2 separate regions of the Mus musculus genome follow, and region 2 is linked to region 1. The links are chromatin loops, found by intact Hi-C in ENCODE. Cell type or tissue: left cerebral cortex. All regions are shown on one strand. Each heading gives the region's core, and the rest is flanking DNA. Links, peaks and the distances in the headings are about the cores only.

What was found. Peaks named below come from ENCODE experiments on the same cell type or tissue, not always from the same donor. Only the 100,000 strongest peaks of a DNase experiment are listed, where the experiment ranks them.
Region 2: a loop joins it to region 1, with 3 times the contacts of the local background. A loop is called at or near these places in 18 of 42 quality-filtered maps.

What each region holds. Positions count from the first base shown.
Region 1 is chr11:82,231,763-82,240,564 of GRCm38, reverse strand. No RefSeq gene overlaps it. Among named protein-coding and RNA genes, the nearest start is that of Ccl1, 56 kb to the right of the region's middle. In left cerebral cortex, for the core only: a CTCF peak has its summit at 4,849 (motif pointing left); a DNase peak (open chromatin) is centred at 4,825.
Region 2 is chr11:82,383,731-82,392,532 of GRCm38, reverse strand. It overlaps Tmem132e (transmembrane protein 132E), which reads right to left and starts at 3,633. Exons shown (of 9, transcript NM_001304439.1): 1 at 3,420-3,633. The coding sequence starts at 3,486. Gm38577 (a long non-coding RNA gene) reads left to right here and starts at 5,093. Exons shown (of 3, transcript XR_880073.3): 1 at 5,093-5,577. In left cerebral cortex, for the core only: CTCF peaks have their summits at 3,713 (motif pointing left), 4,435 and 5,455; DNase peaks (open chromatin) are centred at 2,857, 3,742, 4,504, 5,174 and 1 more place; H3K4me3 peaks cover 3,647 bases; H3K27ac peaks cover 861 bases.

The DNA of each region.
Region 1 (8,802 bases), core at 351-8,350:
CGAGGGATGGGTAATTGGAAATGGACAGGAGCCTTGTCTGTAGAGCTGATGAAGGGGAGGGGTGGATTCTTAGAACAATTGGGTCATGTCTGTGGGCTTCAAACCGCCCTGGCCGGATATAGACCTTGGATCTGGAGAGAATTAGTTGATGAAGTTATTAAATCCTTGGCAGGTATTTTAACTATATGCATTTTGGGGGCGGGTTTGGAGGTAGCAAGGCCTTGAAGATTCCTAACACACACATACACACACACACACACACACACACACACACACACACACACAGAGACAGAGAGACAGAGACAGACAGAGACAGAGACAGAGACAGAGACAGAAAGAGCGCTGGACAGACAGACAGAGACAGAGAGGGAGACAGACACACAGAGAGAATCCACAGTTGAGCCTCAAAAACACGCAAAAGGAAAGTAGCCAATATGTTGCCCATGTTGAGGTCCTGTGTTGGCCCTTGCACCATGCTGGGTGCCTTACAGGTATGTTCTTCTAGCTTTTGGGGCACCCCTCACAGCACTGCACAAGGTTATGATAACCCATTTTACATACAAGAACTTGGAGGATCAGAGAGTTCATGTGTTGCCTTAGTTATTCAACTTGCCAATGGGGGTGGGGTGGGGGGAGCATGATTGGAACCCATGCATTTCTGATCCCAATAAAGGCTCTTTTGTATTATCCAGCTATACTGGCTAACTCTCAGTATCTGGTTCCAGGCTTTATGGAGAGAGAGTCTCCTACCTGCCAGCCACCTCCTTCTAGTCACACCTCTGCCCCAAAGCGTTGGTGTTTTTAATGGCACTGACTGACTCGAGGTTCAGAGGGAAGGTTTCAGAGTTTCCACACTGAGGAGAAAGAAGTGGGTAGAGGTTGACCAGCAATGACACTCTCAGGAGGGTGGGGACAGGAAAGAGTCACCAGCAGGAAGAGACACTGGTCTGTCCCCACCCCCACGTCACCCTTACCTAGAGCGAGCAGGTGTCCAAAGTTGACTTTACTCTGTTCCTCAGCCTTAGCTCTGACCCTCAGCTTGCCTTCTGGGCTGTCACTCAAGGGCTCACATCATTTCCTGTCCCTGCTGCTGGGTAGTTAATGCAGGTGTTCCTTTTACTGGGTCAGGGTGAAGTTGAATAAAGTGTGTAGAACTGAACAGTTCTGATCCCATCCCTCCCGGGGCCTCATCACTCTGGGGTCCTGTGCCGTGTGATGGGAACCCCACGTGGTCAGTCAAAACCTTGGTCCCTTCTCTGAGCACCCTACCTGCTCCCTTCTATGGCTCTGCTGTGTGAGGACCAGGCTTCCAGGCTTCCCCACTGGGCTTTTCAAGTCCTGGTCTGCAATATATTAGCAATGCCACACAAACATGGGCATGACGTGGGTTTATGTGGCCAGGCATCCCTCTTGTTCCCCTTCACTGCTGTGCGATGCCTATGTCCTGGCCAGCCCACCGTCTGGGGTAGAGGATAGGAGCTCCAGCTCCATCCTCTAAAGTAGTGGTCCTCAGTCTTCCTAATGCTGCAACTCTAATATAGCTCCTCACATCATGGTGACCCCCAACCACAAAAACCATACAATTATTTTTGTTGCTCCTTCATAGCTATAATTTTGCTTCTTGTTATGAGTCCTAATGTAAACAATATGTTTTCTGGTGGTCTTAAGCCACCCCTAGGATAGAGTTATTTGATCCTCTCCAAGGGACTGTGAGCTCTCTCAAGTGAGAGAGGCTGAGAGGATCTCTCAAGTGGTTGAGAACCACTGCTTTAGTGGGGGGGGGGGGGACGGGGCTGCTTAGCTACTGTGGCCCAGTGGATAATTGCACAGCTGAATTTAGATCAGTTCCAAGTCAGCTTGGTTGAATATACCCTAGATACCAAATACTCATTGATACAAACCACTGGGGACTTGTGGTTGTTTTGTATCAGCAGCCAACTGATAAATAGTCATGTGCATAGTGTGCCCTCATAGCTCCCACAGTCATGCACATAGTGTGCCCTCCCAGCTCCTCAGTAAAACCTCTTTTCACTTCAAGTTTATTAACCTGGAAACAAATGAGCATCCCCTTCCCTGTCAGGCAGGATGCATGCAGAAGTTTGAATTTCTGTCTTCGAGGAGCTTTGCCTCGGCGAAACAGGGAAGCAAACATGAGTGTAAACAAGGAAGTTGTTGAAGGTGTCCTGGAGGAAAAGTTCCCTGAGGCAGGCCTTGGAGGAGGTAGCAGCAGCCAAGACAGGAAGTACAGCCTGGATGGACCTGGGAGCGCAAAGTGAGGGTGATGTGTTCAGAGGCAAAGCCCAGGTCTAGCCTTGACATTTCGAAAGCTCCTACCAAATGTTGCTTGCTTGTTTGTTTAAAAGGCGTTGGCCAGGCACTTGATGAACTGGGACACTCCATTAAATGGAAAAGTGGCCTAAGATGTGATAAAACTCAAAGAAACTGAAGGGATAAAAGACTCCCCGTGTTACTGCCGAGGCAATAAACAGCTTAATCCAGGCCCGCCAAGGCGCAAAGGTAATTACACACCCACACCTGCTCCTGAAGCCAGGCCAGGTCCAGAGCGGCCCCAGCCGAGCTGGAGGGGATGCAAAGTGGAAGGAGCCTCAGTTTGGGTCTTTCTGACTGGCACAACCCTCACTCCACTGTCCCTGCCTTCTCCTGAGACACAGACCTCCTGGTTTCTCCTGCTCTCTGGCTGTTCCAATTGCTGCTCACTTTATGCAGGGCGGGGTGTGAGTGTAAGTGTGTGTGTGTGTGTGTGTGTGTGTGTGTGTGTGTGTGGTGGTTTGTGGAGGTGAGAGAGAAAGGTGGTATTGGGACCTCATGGCGGACAACAGGGCCATCTCTCAGGACTTACTCCGCACCCCCCCACCCCCTCTAGGACTGAGGAGCCTAGCCCCAGTGTGTGATTTCAGAGTTAATCTGTCTGCACTAATTAAATATTGATGGCTGTTAAATATTCATGGGGCGTTTTAGCTGGCAGGTTTGATGTCTCCAGGCTCTGCTGCTGCTGGCCGCAGCTCCAAGGATGCAATCTTTTTGGCTGGTCACTCTGTGTGCCCCACCTTCCCCCCATTGTTGCTGGCCACAGCTTGGACCTCCCTTGTTATATGTTCTGTTTTGGTCCCCAGACACCAGGGTCCATTTCCCTGCATGTCTTGGGTAGTCACTACTGAAGCCTTGGGAGATGGGCTTCAGCTTTGGTTGTAGGGTGGCTGGGGATGGACAGAGGGAGAATGTAGACTCGAGTGTGGCAGGCTCGGAGGCTGCAGAGAAATCAGACAGACAGGGACTCTCTCCAGTGAGAGTCTGTTCTCCGTAAGGGACTGAAAATGTCGGGAGATGAAGCCAGACACAGCTCCATCCGCAAGGTGTAGATCCCGGGGGAACAGCCATTGAAAGGGCTGAGGTACACCCTGACAGAGATCCCAGGACACCTTACCAGAGCACGATTCAGGCAAGCTTCTGAGTGAAGGCTGGGCGTTAGCTGAGTCAGTAGAAGGTACCTTGCATAGAAGACCTCTGTCAAGGGACCTGCATGATGAACGAGCACCTGGGCTTGCTGGGCAGGTGGCTCAGTGATCTGATATTATCGCTACTGTTTCCAGTTCTGAAACAAAGTTACAGAGGCTTTGAGAGACTCTTCTGTCATCTCACTGGAATTGAAGTTCAAAGCTGGGATTTAAGCCTCACTTTTGGGTGCAGAGTTTGCCTTCTCACAAATAACAGGGCCAGCAAATACCTTTTTCTAGCCCCATTTTTTTTTTTCCAATCAGGATTTTGTGATTCTGTCGTCTGGTTTGAATGGCAGAGGCCACTTCTTGGAGGAGGATGCTTGCATGAGAAAACCTGTCTATCCCATCATGCAGTTCTCCTTAGCTGACTCAGCTCAGAACTTGCTGTTACTCCTTCATCTTCCCACAACCATCTAACAGACATCATGCACCATGCTCTAGGGCTGCAGAATCAAAGGAGACTAAACCCTCACTCATTCCCTGGAGGCTACCACTGGAGAATTAAGAAAAACAATGAATGAGAAAGAGAAGTATTATCCACCCTTCCACCCACCCACCTTTGCATGTACTCATCATGTGTCTACCTGCTCACCCATCCATGTAGCCACCATAGCCACCATCCATCTATCTATTCACCCATATGTCTATGTACATCTAACCCCTACCTGTCCATGATTATCTATCAATTTATCCATTTGTTTGTTGTTCCTTCCTTCCATCCATCCATCCATCCTTCAATCTTTCCATCCTTCCTCCCACCCACCCATTCATCTTGCTATAACTGCTATGGGGGTGAAGGCCAAGTAGGATGGAGTGGGAGACAGACAGCTCAGGAAGGGTCTTGCTGGATGGGTTCTTGTGCATTTATTTAGACTGTGAGATTCAGGAAGTGGGAGTGAGGGTTGGGGAGAGATAAAGGGATACAGGGTATTGAGAAAAGAGGGAAAGGTATTCAGGTGGGTGAGACGCTCAGCCATGGAATAAGTGTCTGGCCTGATTGGAGTTGAAGGGGACACAGTAGATGGGGCTGGGGTTTCTGGAGAAGTTATGAGAGAGCAGTGGTAGAGGTAACCCTGTGCTCTTCTTACAAGATCTGTGGCTTTTGTAGAGAAAAGATGGAGGCTCTGGGTGGCCTCTGGAATAGAGAGATGGCAAGACCTGACTCATCATTGTTTTAACAGTATTGCCCTGGATGTGCTGAGAATGGACAAAGGAACAGCAAGGAATCCTAGAGTCAGGCAGAACTTGGGCCCTGGCGTTGACTGAGCATTGGCTCTGCCTGGAGCTTGCATGGTGCTTTTGGCAGGCCTTGTCTGCCCTCTAGTGGTTATAACTAGTAATGCATCTAGTGGAGCTTTTCAGATTTCTTAAGGCCCATTCTGTGGATCTATTAAGCAGATAGTTTTCTCTACTGTGTGCTGGGTACTGACAGGCTCAGAAAATAATTAAACACCCTCACAAAAGCCAATGCCTAGTAGAATTTTCCTTCTACTAGGAAGGAAAAGACCTCCCAATCCAACTTTAAGGCACTGGTCCTCAGTTGGTGTGGTGTGCAAGATGCCAGGAGATTTCAGCTGTTAACTGGATGGGCTTGCTACCTACATGCAGTGCATAGAATCCTGAATGCATCAGGGCATCTCCTGGGGCAAAGAGCATCCCCCAGCCTCAATGTACCCTCTGGTCCCAGCATCAGTGAGTGTGGAAGTTGAGGGGACCTACTCCAAGACTCTGTATCAGGCGTTATGGCAGAAGTGATGAGAAAAACATTAGGCTGCAGAGGTGGAGTTACTGAAAGTGACTCACTTATTCCTTCCCAGGGCTGTGGGTCTCAACCTGCCATGAAGGGAGAAAAGGGATTTTCCAGGTGGAGAAAGAACAGATGTAGCCAAGGAAGCCGGCTTGGCTGGTTGACCATGGACTCCCAGGATGTCTGCATAGGTTGTGCCTGAGGCAGCCCAGTGTACACACAGTGTCTATGTAATGATTCTCTGAATCTTCTCTGTAATATACCCTGGTCATGATAACAGTCCAGGGCTTTTTCTAGACAGGTCCAGCAGTTCAATGTGGCTGGAATGAAGGGAGATGCAGCCGGTGGTGAGGACAGAGTGTGGCTGGGTGTCAGCTTGGGGACATCGGGGTTTGCCGGTAGTTGTCAGCAGGGGATGGCATCAGTTACTGAGACAGGGTGTCCCTTCCTGCAGTCTCCTGAGGACTCCAGACTCGGGTCAAGGTAGAAGAGGATCAGGGCTCCAGGTAGTGGTGAAGAGAGATATGAATTCTTCCCATCCAGGCCGAGAGCCCCAGAGGTGATTTGTCTCTCTCAGTCTTGCACAGGCCTTTCTTCAGCCAGAATGAATAACTGAATTGTGTGTGTGATGGGGGAGGGTTAGGGAAACTGGGGTTCAAATTGAACTTGGCCATGGGCCTGCTGCCTCCACTCACTCTGGCTCTGGGTTCTGTTTGTATCCCAAAAACACATGGGGCAGGTTGTCTCGAAGGGACTTTCCAGCCTTACCTCTATTCTTGATCTGCTCTGAGAAGTGAATCATGTCTCCAGGGAGCCTTGAGGAGGGACCAGTTAGTGGGGACTGTTTCTAGGACGAAGATTATTGATCCTCTTGTAGAAGACAGTCCTTAGCACATGAATCATTAAGACTAGAGACCCCTCCCGAACATCACTACTGGGAGCTTTGACAGCCTCAGAAAGCCGTTATCTGAGGCCCCTGCTTGCCAGGCTGAGTTTCTGGAAAGCAGGAAACAGTCTGTGTGTAGAGACAGCAGAAAGGGCAGAGCCCAGAGCCATCAGGGAGCGGCTGTCCTGCTATTTACAGATGGCTTAACCAAGTGGGCAGAGACGATGGCAGATGGGATGAGACAAGACACAGAGAGGAGGGGGCTCTAACAAGGCAGCCTCCCAGCTGCATGTAGCGATTCTTAGCTCCGAAAGTGGGTCTCCACAGGCAGGCAAGAGTGCCTTTGCAACAGTGTATTTGAGGACAGAGCAGTAGCCTCATTTGGCAAGGGTGAACTGTGTAGCAGGATAGACACTGTGTGCTGACACCTGTTACAACCAGCTTCCTAGGCATCTCTTCTGATATTTTCTCTTCCTATCAGCAGGCACAGATACAAAGCTACACACCACATGTACACAGGAACCACATTACACACACACACACACACACACACACACACACACACACACACACACACACCATACTTTCCATACTACACACACCTCACACCATGTACACACCCCATGCCACACAGACAAACCACCTAAACATACACACAAACCATGCCACACTGGTTCAGAGATGCAAATGATTTAAACTAGCTGCTGCAGGGAACATCTGGGAGCAGATTTGATTGCCTGGTCAAAGTCTCCTGTCTTTTCATGGACAGAAGGGAGTGGTACCCTCTCATCTGTCTCTTATTTCAGAAATTTGCCCCGGGGTGTCTCTTTTTCCATCTACCACCAGCAATGAACACCATCGCTTTATAAACATAGTACTCAGCTTGCCTCTGAGCACTAGAACCTGAATTAGATCCCCAGCACCCAAGTAAAGAAAAATCTGCTGGCTATGGTGGCTTCACGTATAACCCCTGCACCAGGAAGGCAGAGGACAGGACGTGATGGCCAGTCCATCGAGCTTAATTGGCAAACTCAGGGTTCTTGCAGAGAAGCACCCAAGGTTATCCTCTGACCTCTTCATATGAATGAGCACACGTGCACCTACAACTGTACACACATGTGTACCCGTGTGTATATGGACACATAAACATGCACACACACACAAACCATGTTATGTACCACACACGCAATCCATGCTACCAACCACATACATACACAAAACACACAACACATCATGCACACACACCTCACACCACATATACCACTCACATAAAGACACATACAAAATACACTACACATACAAAACATACCACATCCCCCCATATACACACCCTCACATCATACTTACAGACATCTTATACCCCCCATAAAACACACACACACACACACACACACACACACACACACACACACACACACACAGAGGAAATAGGTTAGAAAACTCAGCCAAGAGCAGAAAGTGACATCACCCTGCTCCCAGATGCTCATTTCTGGATGCATTTACTGCCTTGGTCTGTCCTGTCTCTAATTCTTTTCTTCCCTTCTCACACAGCTGAGTTTATACTGACTGCACAGTTTCACGCCCTGCTTTCATTCACACTATCACGACTATTTTCCATGCTATTACACACACTTTGTAAACGCTATGCTGAAGGCGGCTACGGAGCCAGGCTTGACGGCTGTACATTTAGATTCTCTGCAATTTCTCGTGGCTCCACGGGACGCCTCAGAAAGCAGATTCATGGGAGATGCTATCATGCTTAGCTCAGTTCCTCAGGCTGGAGCATCAGGAGATCCTCATATATTGTACAGAGGGTCTCGTGGTTGGCTGGCCCATGGTGGATACAGCCTCGAGGTCCCTGGGAAGAGGGCCAGACATCCCCTGCACTCTCTCTACATTCTTCCTCAAAGACTTTGCACACCGGTGTGCATGCGTGTGTGATATGTGCATGCATGTGCACACATATATGTGTGTCCTATATGTGCATGTATGTGTGCAAGCCCTTGTAGAAACTGGAGGAGGATGTCTGATGTCCTGCTCTATCAGGCTCTGTTTTATGTCCCCGAGACAGGGTTTCTCACTGAACCCAAAGCTATGCTGGTGACCAGCAGGTCTCAGGGATCCTTTTGACTTGGCCCCAGCAGTGCTGGGTCACAGGAGTGTGTGTAGCCTGGTCTGGGCATTTTCACATGCAAGCTGGGATCTGAACTCAGGCTTTCATGTTTATGCAGCAAGCACCGCTTCCCCACTGATCCATCCTTCCAGCTGCCCCTGTTCACTTCCTACTTTCACCATTCTCTCACAGCCTGTGTGTGTTGTTTCCTAAGATCCTTGCCATTAAAAGCTGTCATTCTAGCCAGGACACTACATTGATCAAGAGTGGGATTAACTGGTTCAACAAACAGGAAAGCCCCTGGCTTCAGGTAAAGCTAGATCTAAGTGCTTCACCAGTGTAATCCTGGACGGTGGCAGTCTCTTAGCCCGGTGTCTGCTGATGACTCCAGCTCGAGTCCCACATGACAGCAAGAGGGCTCTAGAGCCTTGTCAGCCTGCCCTCCATAGACTGTCAGACAAAAGCAAGATGAAGGCCAGAGCTCACTCTGATTTCATTACCTCAAGTTGTTCACTTACACCCGATGTAATCACTGTCC
Region 2 (8,802 bases), core at 567-8,566, 150 kb before region 1:
CATTAACAGAGCTGAGCTGCACAGCCAACACAGGCCTCTCTCCCTGGCCTGCGGCTTGCCCAATCCTTCTGAGAGATGCAGTAGGGTTGGCAGATACAACCTACAGGAAAAAGCCTTTGTGGGTGTCAGCCTGCGGCCTCCTAAGACCATGACCCAATGTGTCACCTGGAATGTACAGCCTGAGGGAGTCATTCAAAGAGTATAGCTTGGACCTGTTCCCACCTTGCTCTCTTCTTATAAAAGCTGACTCTTCTCTTTCCCTATCCTCTCTTGCTTCACCCATGCATTTCTTCTGAGCTGTGTATGCCCCACTGGAGATGAGACTACCACGAGGGAGTGTGTGAAAGCCTTGGGGTTGGGGAGGGGGGCTTAATGCATGCGGATGCCGGCTGTGAACTGGGCCCAAGAGGCAACCAGCTGGAAGAGCCAGGAAAGGACCTTGAGATGCTGTTGGTGGCCTCAGTGTCCCTTGGGGGACCTGCCATTGGGGCTCAGCTTTAAAGGTTGGGTAAGGGTTTCCAGAGTCGAGGTGCTGCCTACAGAAGACTCGTAAGTCAAGACAGGGGTGTTCATAAGGCACATGGAAGAAGGAGAGAGGTTGGGAGCACTCTAGGGAAGATGTACCTGGGACCAGGATCAAGCAGGACCTTGATACTAGGGCAGAGAGTGGGTCTTTGGTCCCATAGGAAGCCAGTAAAGTTGCTGAGTAAGAGAACAGGCAATCCTATCTCCAGCAGGCACAGCTACCAACCGCCCTGACCCCCAGACTCCTCAAACTAAAGATAAAACCTCATCTCTCCAGAGACAGATACAAGAAAACCACCTTCTTAGCTCTTCTTCAGAGGTAGCCTTAAGACTGGGAACAGGGCAGGAGATAACCAGACACTTCACTCTGCCCACCCTGAGCTGGGCCCACAAGGGGTGTGGGGCTCTCTCTGGTCATACAAGGGCTCTGCCCAACAGTCTGGCAGACCATGAGGAGGGAAGTGGTGCATCAGAGACCACATGCTGTGGCTTCGGGGGAGGGGAGATGGGGACGTGATGCTAGGAAGGCAACCCAAGGTCATCCGGCCCAATGGCGCCACTGTCAAACAGCAGCCCAGGCTGCTTGGTCTCCTGTCTGGCTGTGTGGTCAGAAACCCGCTACCTCAGTGGCCTGGCAGGCATTAAAAATTGCAGCCCCTGCCCCCAACTTCTGGATTTCAGAACAGCCTACAAAACCTATTCAGAATTGGCATGAGTGACAATATGTCCACATACCTTCCTCTAACTGGGAGAGGTTGGCAGGAGGAGCATTAGGCAGTCGGTCCTGCAGGATGAGGGCCTGAGGCTCAGGTTTGATTTGTTTTTACGAGATGTATTTCTCTCATTTTGCTCTCGCTTGTTGTGGGATGAGAGTAGAACTGGGGCTATGGCTTGACAAAGGGACTTTAGATCTCAGAGAAGGACTTAGAAAGGGAGCTAGGAGTGGGGACAAAGTGGTACTGCCTCCACTATCCTTCCTTCCGCAAGTCGGTACCTCTGTCTTGAGCATGCCTGCACGGTGCTAGCATTGTGTGTGTGGACAGGTTATGGATGACCGTCCCTGCTCAGTGCTCTGGGACACCCTAGGCCCAGGGACAGCCGGGAGCCCTAGATAAAAGGCTCACAGCTGGCAAGACGCTCCAGAAGGCCTGCCTAGGGCAAAGACTTGGGAAGCAGACAGTTCTGGCAGGTCAGGAAGAACAGATCTGTGGCTGGGCCTGAGAGTATGCTAGTGAGTAGCTGGGACCTAGGGACAGCAACTGAGCTACCCAAGGGCCAAAATGACCTGGGAATGGAGCTCCAACAAGGGCAAGAGCCATGCTTAGACAAGAAGCCTGCTAGGCTGAGCTTTAGGACTCCACCAGCCCCACACAGCTGTCTTACCCTTACCCACTGTCAACCATCCTGGGGGGGGGGGCGGGATGAAGATTTCTCTCTGGCTGCATCCCTAGTCACAACTCCATACCTTATTCCTGCTGGTCAATGCCTGCTCATTGCTCCCGTGAAGAATCAAGAGAAAAGCAATCCCCAGGGAATCCAACCAAAGGCAAAACAGCTTACTCCACAGCAGGAGAAACCCAGACACCCAGAGGAGCTTCAGCTTGTTCCCTTCTGCCTCCTAGCTCTTGGGCCCTATGATTCCTTGAGACCACTTTCTCTTTACTCTTTCAACCTTGAAAATACACCCTACTCGGGGCGAGGGGCGCGGAGGGGGGTTCGTTGCGGAGCAAAAACGAATTAAGAGACCGTGGGGAGGTTCACAGCACACTCAAATCAGGCTGCCAGGGACTGCACAGATTCGGGCAAAAGCTGACCACTACAAACGGACGGTTCTCTCAAACATCCAGATGGCTCGCTCCACTAAGGCCTTCTCCAATTCTGTCCTTGGCTCACCCTCTCGGGAGTGGGGCATCAGAGTCTTATATCCCTAGCTAGTCCTTTGCTGGTTGGGGAATTGTCCCGGGTCAGCTGGTTTCACTTGGGCGCAGCAGAGGGCCGCTTCCCCGCCGCCCCTGCCCCCTTGCTTCCACAGCTCCCTTTCTCTCGTTTAGGTTTGCGCCCCTCTCCTCCTGGAGCATCTCCAGCTTGCGGAAGCCCGCCGCAGCGCCCTCCTGGCTCATCTTGAGTTCCCACTCTGGGTGGGGGAGGTTGTCCTACTACCCCCTGCCTCCAACCTTCATATCCCCCATCTCACTGCTGGGGCGCACCATCCCCGGGTTCCTCCCTCCGTCACCCCTTTCCGGCAGAGCCCAGAGCCCAGGGCGAGCCTGGGGAGCAGACGCAACAGATTGCAGAACGCTGGAGCGCGGCCCCGCTGCCTTCGCGCGCCGCCAGTCTCCCGGCCCGCGCCCGCTGCCCAGACCCCCGCCCGACTTGCTCTGCGAGCCGGCCGGCCATTGAGATGCTGCTCACAAGCCTCCCGGGCCCCAACCGTGCGCGTCCCTGTCCTAGGCCCGCCGCAGGAAGCCAGACAGCCGGCGGCACGGCCCGCACCCGCCTGCGCGCCGGGCCCGGAAGCCGCGATCTCGCCGGTCCCAGTGGTCCCCAGCCCCTCGCGCTGCATGGGGAGCTGCGGCCGGGTACCCGAGACTCGACCTAGCTGATCTCTCGCACCCCTCTAGATATCCGTGAGCTGACACGCCCCCAGGGTCTCGGGTTTTTCCCTGAATTCTAACTCTGAGACCGAGGAATCTACCCCCCCCCCGCCCCAATCTCCCCTGGACCGACCTCGGTCCCCTCAGCGGACTCCCGCTGCAGCCGGGAACCGTGCTGGTAGCGACGGCGGAGAGTCCAGGGGAACACTGGGATGAGGTGCTCCTTCCTTCGGTTCTCTCTGCGCCCCCTCCAGGGGCGCCCGCCGCATCTTCACCCCGAGTCTGCGCCGCGACACTTACCGTGGGCGAGCAGCACAGAGAGGCAGAGTAGGGCGGCGCCGCGGCGGCCCGACATCCCTGGGGCCATGGCCGAAGCGGGGGCAGGAGGGGTCCGAGGGTGTAGAGATCCACGGCGAATTGGTCTCAGGCTGGGCTCGGTCGCCTCCAACTCACTGGCGCCCAGCTGTGTCTGTTGAGGCTTCGGGGGCCAGAAAGCGCAATTCGGGGACACTTTGAGGGGAGGGGCGTCCCGGGCACCACCGGCTACACCCTCGGAGCCGGCGGGGGCGCAGCTCGGGGCGGGAGGAGTCTCCACCTCCCCGGGCTGGTGCCCCCTGCAGGATCTGCGAGGAGAGGGGGGAGCCGCACGTGCGGTCCCAGGGCCCGGTGGCCACCAACGTCCCGGTGGCTGCCGAGGGCCGCGTGCCGAAGCCCCTGGCCTCGCCGCGCCGCTCAGATCCGTACTCGCTCGTAGGTACAGAACCCCAACGCGAACTCGAATCGCCTCGGTTTCGGTGGTAACCCCACATGCACAGCGCGGCTTTCTTCCTCTCCCAAGCGCCCTGCAGCAGTAGGGAAAATCCCAGGTCGGGAGGAAACGGATGATTTCTTTCGCAAAGAGAGAAAATCCAGGCAACTTTAATCCATCCGGGGAAGGAAAAGTTTCCTTGCAGGGATGAGACAGGCGACGCGGGTCGCCACCACCCTAGGCGACGCCCAGACGAAACGTCTGAGGTGGGGGACCAGATGTTTGTCCCTTCGCAGTGCTCGGTCTTGGACTCCAGCACTCTCTCCAGTCTCGACCGGGGTCTGCGCTAGCACAGGCCAACTCGGCGCCGCCTGGCCAGGCTGGGGTTCGGTGGCTGGAGCAAGGGTGGAGCTCTAGGCACTCGCTGCCCCATGGAGATGAAGCTAGGAGAAGCGAAGGAGCGGAAGCGCCAGCTAAGGCGCCCCAGCTCGAGCCGTTTCTTCCCAGAGCGTCTCCTCCAGTATCCAGCCCGTAAGCGTTGTAGGATGAGAGATGGGGTGGTCAGCCCTCGGCAGCACCGGCTACCCTTTTCTTTCCTCTCCGGTAGGGTGTCGCTGTCTCAGCACAGGGGTACCTTGCCCCGCCTCACACCTCTCCTCGCTTTCCCGGGGGAACCTACACAAACCTTGAACTTTTCCGAGGTTCACAGTCTCCGATCCCTCGTCCTACCCATCACCCCCGCCTTGCCCCTGGACACCCGCTCGCCCGTTGCCTCGGTGCGGCAGGGCACAGGCTGTCGCTCTTTCGGAGTCAGTCTGGGCGAGTAGATCGCCGCTCCAGTCCCAGCTACGGGTGGCAAGAAGCGGGAGCGCGGCCAGTGGGCTAAGGCAACCGCACCTGCGCAGCCCCTGGCCGGAGAGGCAGCAGCGGGTACCTAGGCGGCCTAGAAAAGATAGAGATGCCGATAGGGGTCCAGCTCTCCTTGGACGTGGGGTTGGGGAAGAAGAAGAATCAAGGACCAGAGGAAAAAAAAAAGAGGCGGGGGAGCCACAGTTGACCGAAGCAGTCGCTGCCACCTCCACGGCGCTCCTCGGTAAATGGTTGAAGAAAGACACACACACACACTGATGCTCGCTGCCCTCCTCCTCGGTCCGGCATCCAGCGCCCACCAGGACCGTAGCGGGCGGGCGCCCAGCTTGGCGCGCTCGCTCCCTTTTCCTCCCTCCCCTCCCAGATTCCCCGTGATCACGTGGCCCCGGAGCGCGCAGCCCACGGCTCGCGCGCCACGGAGACTTCCCCCTCCCCCGGCTCCCCTGTCTGTCCACGTGTCCATTCCGCATTCCCAGCCTGGGGGCGCGCGCGGCTCCTTAATGAGAGCCGGCCCAGGGCTGGCCTCGCCGTTCAGTTCTACTCCGCTTTACATTTAATTTTTTTCCCCCTCTGAGATTAAGGTTGGTGCGATCCGAGAGGGGTCGGTCGGCTGCTGCGACTGCGGTTCTCCTGAGCAGACGCCACAGCCGAAGCCGACCGAGGTCCCTTTTCAGGGAATGCCAGCTCCCCGCAGGGTGCCGGAGATGTTTTCGGTGGTTCTATCCGAGGCGCGGGTAGGGGGCAGCCTCCCACAGCCTCTGAGTCCTCCTGGGTCTGCAGGGCACCCGGTGGGAATCAGACAAGCTGCCGCGCCCAGCTCCTCTGGTTGGAGCTCCTCGGGTAAGAGGCAAGGGGCGCCGCTGGAGGCCGAGGAGAGACTTGCCTCTGCCTACAGGTTGTTTTGCAAACCTCTGAAAGGTGTCCGGGCGCGGAGGTGGGTGGGTGGGTGCGAGAAACTGCCCCTCTGTACTCTCACCCAGTCATCAGCTGAAGAGAGGGGGGTGTGAGGCAGACATTCACTCCCACCATCGCGCCTTTTCCATTAGAACGCAACCCAAATCAGACCCGACCGTCAACCGCCAATAGTCAATCAGGCATGAGATCAATGGCAATGATCTGACAGCATTATTGGATGTCACGAGGGAATCCTGAGAGGTCTGATCTCTATCAGTCCTACTCTGGAGGGGCAGTCTCTTGTCCCATGGGCATAGCCCATAGTGAGAGAATAGAACTTGAGAGTCACCCGTTATACCAGATGGAGTATGGGCTAGACAGATCAGAGCAATGGCTGGTGGGACTCTCCGTCTACACTTTATCTGTCATACTCGGGTCTTTTCTAGCCTTCCTGATCCTGTGAGTGTCCTTTTTGGGAAAATGGGTTTGGATGATGACGATAGGAACCTTCCTTGCCCCCCCCCCCCCCAGCTGCTGACTATCCCTGCTTAGGTTTCATATTGGAACCTGCCTAGCTGTTCTTGCTCCTCCCTCATAGCTCAGAGGTTCAGTGGGGAGAGCTAACAGTCTATTGGAGGCCCTGGGGAAAGACTATGCTGTAGTAGTCAAAGAAGATGATTCTCATTAGGTCCCTAATGCCTGGTGGCAATTAATGTCACCTAAGGGCTTATTAACCATCCCAAGGAGAGGCAAGCCAGCTACCAGCTCTCTCTCCTCCACCCCCAATCTGTGATGTTGAGGCATAGAGTACAGGACCCACTAAACACAAGCAGAATCCTTCTGGCCCTGACCACCAGCCCACTGGGGATCCAGAACTTAGGGATGGCTGGATGAAGGAGACAAAGCTGCTTCCTCTAAGATGCTGCCCAGGCTGCCCTTCTCCACAGCTTCTGTAGCTGACTCAAGAGCCAGTTCAGGTGAGGGCCCACCCTACCCTCCTAGCCCTGGCTGGAAGTAGCACACGGTGTTGGGTAGGGTGCTGGTAGGCTGGGCATCATGGAGTTCTGAAGAAACCAACTCAGTTTCCCCTCCTTGCACCCCAACTTCCATAACAGTACTGTGGATGTCTCCAATGCCACAGGTGTCAAGGGAGAATTAGCCCTTGTTCCCATGGATCTTCTGTTCTGGAAGGGAAGGGTAGATGCTAAGCATGTGAACTAGACTCTGGGGACACCTGAGGGTACTGCCATCTTTGTGTGTGTGTGTGTGTTTATGGGATATACACAAGCCTGTGGAAGCTAGAGGTCAAAGTGAACTGTCTTCCTCAATCTCTCTCTACATCATCTTCACCTCCATCATCATCACTACCACCATCATCATCATCGTCGCCGTTGTCTCTCACTGAACTCGAAACTCATTGTTTGGGCTAGACTGACCAGCCAGCCAATTCCAAGGATCTGCACATCTCTGCCTCTTCACCCTGTGGGTTATAGACACACTTCACTATGCCTGATTCTTACATGTTTGACGTTGATGTGAACTAGGGCCCTCATGCTTGTGCTGTAAGCACTTTGCTGACCTCTTGCTAGCCCGTGATCCTGTCATCCTCACAGAGTGGTGGTCTGGACTCCAGCCCTATTCTTTCCATACCTCCCAAGGTGATACGTTCGTCACTAACAATGAAGACTTGCCGTGTCAGCATGCCTGATGACCCAGTCGGTTCCTGGGTTCCACATACTCCTCTCGTCCAACTCAGAGGAGTGAGCCATCTGGAAAGTACAATACCAAAAGAGTCTCAGTTTTACTGTGCAGGGACACCTTACTTTTGTCAGCTGCATTCTGGAGTTCAAGGAAGAAGATAACTGGAGTAAAATGTACTTATCCAGTTGTCCCTAGCCTGACAACTAGGATGTCAGGAGAGAGGATGATCTTCCAGGCCATGTGATAAGCTACCTGTGGTCTCACCAAGAAGTATTGGTCTTGGAGTTCCTGTGAGCCATGCCCTGGGGACCTAGATGGCAGAGGTCAAATGGGGCCTAGGCTGGAGGAAGGGATGTAGGGAGGAACAGAGAGAGGGCTGGCATGCATGGCAGTCTTCTTCCTGTTTTTCCTTTCTGAGTGTCTTTCTGGATGGAGTTTTGTCAATGGCTGGGACCATCTCCTTTGCCAGCTCCTTTGTGATGCTTGGGAGAGAGAAGAAGGAGTAGGGGGAGGGGAGGGAGTGGGGCTCTGCTCCAGCACCTTGCACAGGTGCTCATCAAGACCCAATCCAGAGCCAGTACTGCTTCCTCCCTGTCTGACCAGCCCCTGTGAGAGTGTCCTGGCTTTCAGAATGCCTACCACTAGGAGGAGACAGGCGGGGGGGGGGGGGGGGGCTTCCTGGGACCTCCTGGGGCTTCTCATCAGATTCCCTAAGTTAGCCCTCACTCTTGTAATCACTGCAAACATCACACTATGTTAACTCTGCCATTTTATTAACCACTTTGATTTTGTGAGTGTGTGGTGTATGTATATGTTTAGGATGTACTTACCCCCTACCCACTACTCCTCTCTCTCTCTCTCTCTCTCTCTCTCTCTCTCTCTCTCTCTCTCTCTGTGTGTGTGTGTGTGTGTGTGTGTGTGTGTGTGTGTGTAAGCTGGTTTAGCTATCCAGCTTTGTTTCGTTTTGTTTTTTAATTTGGGAGACAGCGTCTCTCACTGAACCTGGAACTTAACTGTTTCAGCTAGACCAGCAGGGATCCACTTGCCTCCACCCTGCCCAGGTTATAGGTATTCATGGCTACTTCCAGATTTTTACATGGGGATCTGAATTCAGGTCCTCATGTTTGCACAACACTTGAGCCACTGAGCCATCTCCCTAGGCAGGAACAAATCCTTTTTATTGAGTGCTGTGCTCGGGATTGGAATGAATAGGCTGGGCAAGACAAACACCCAGATGGTAGACGTTTGAGAGCCTCCAAACCCTCAGGGAGGCAGTGGCACTGAGCACTAGCATCAGGAGTGCCTCTGAGGTGCTGGCCGCTGGGCTTGGGAATCTGCATGCATTCTGGTGGGTGCTTGCCTCGCCCCTATACTGTTTCCATTTCCAGTGGTGCCTCAGAGACAAGATGTTTCCTGACTGGGTTAGAAACCAACAGCACCAAACCAAATGTGAGATCCAGAGGTCAGATA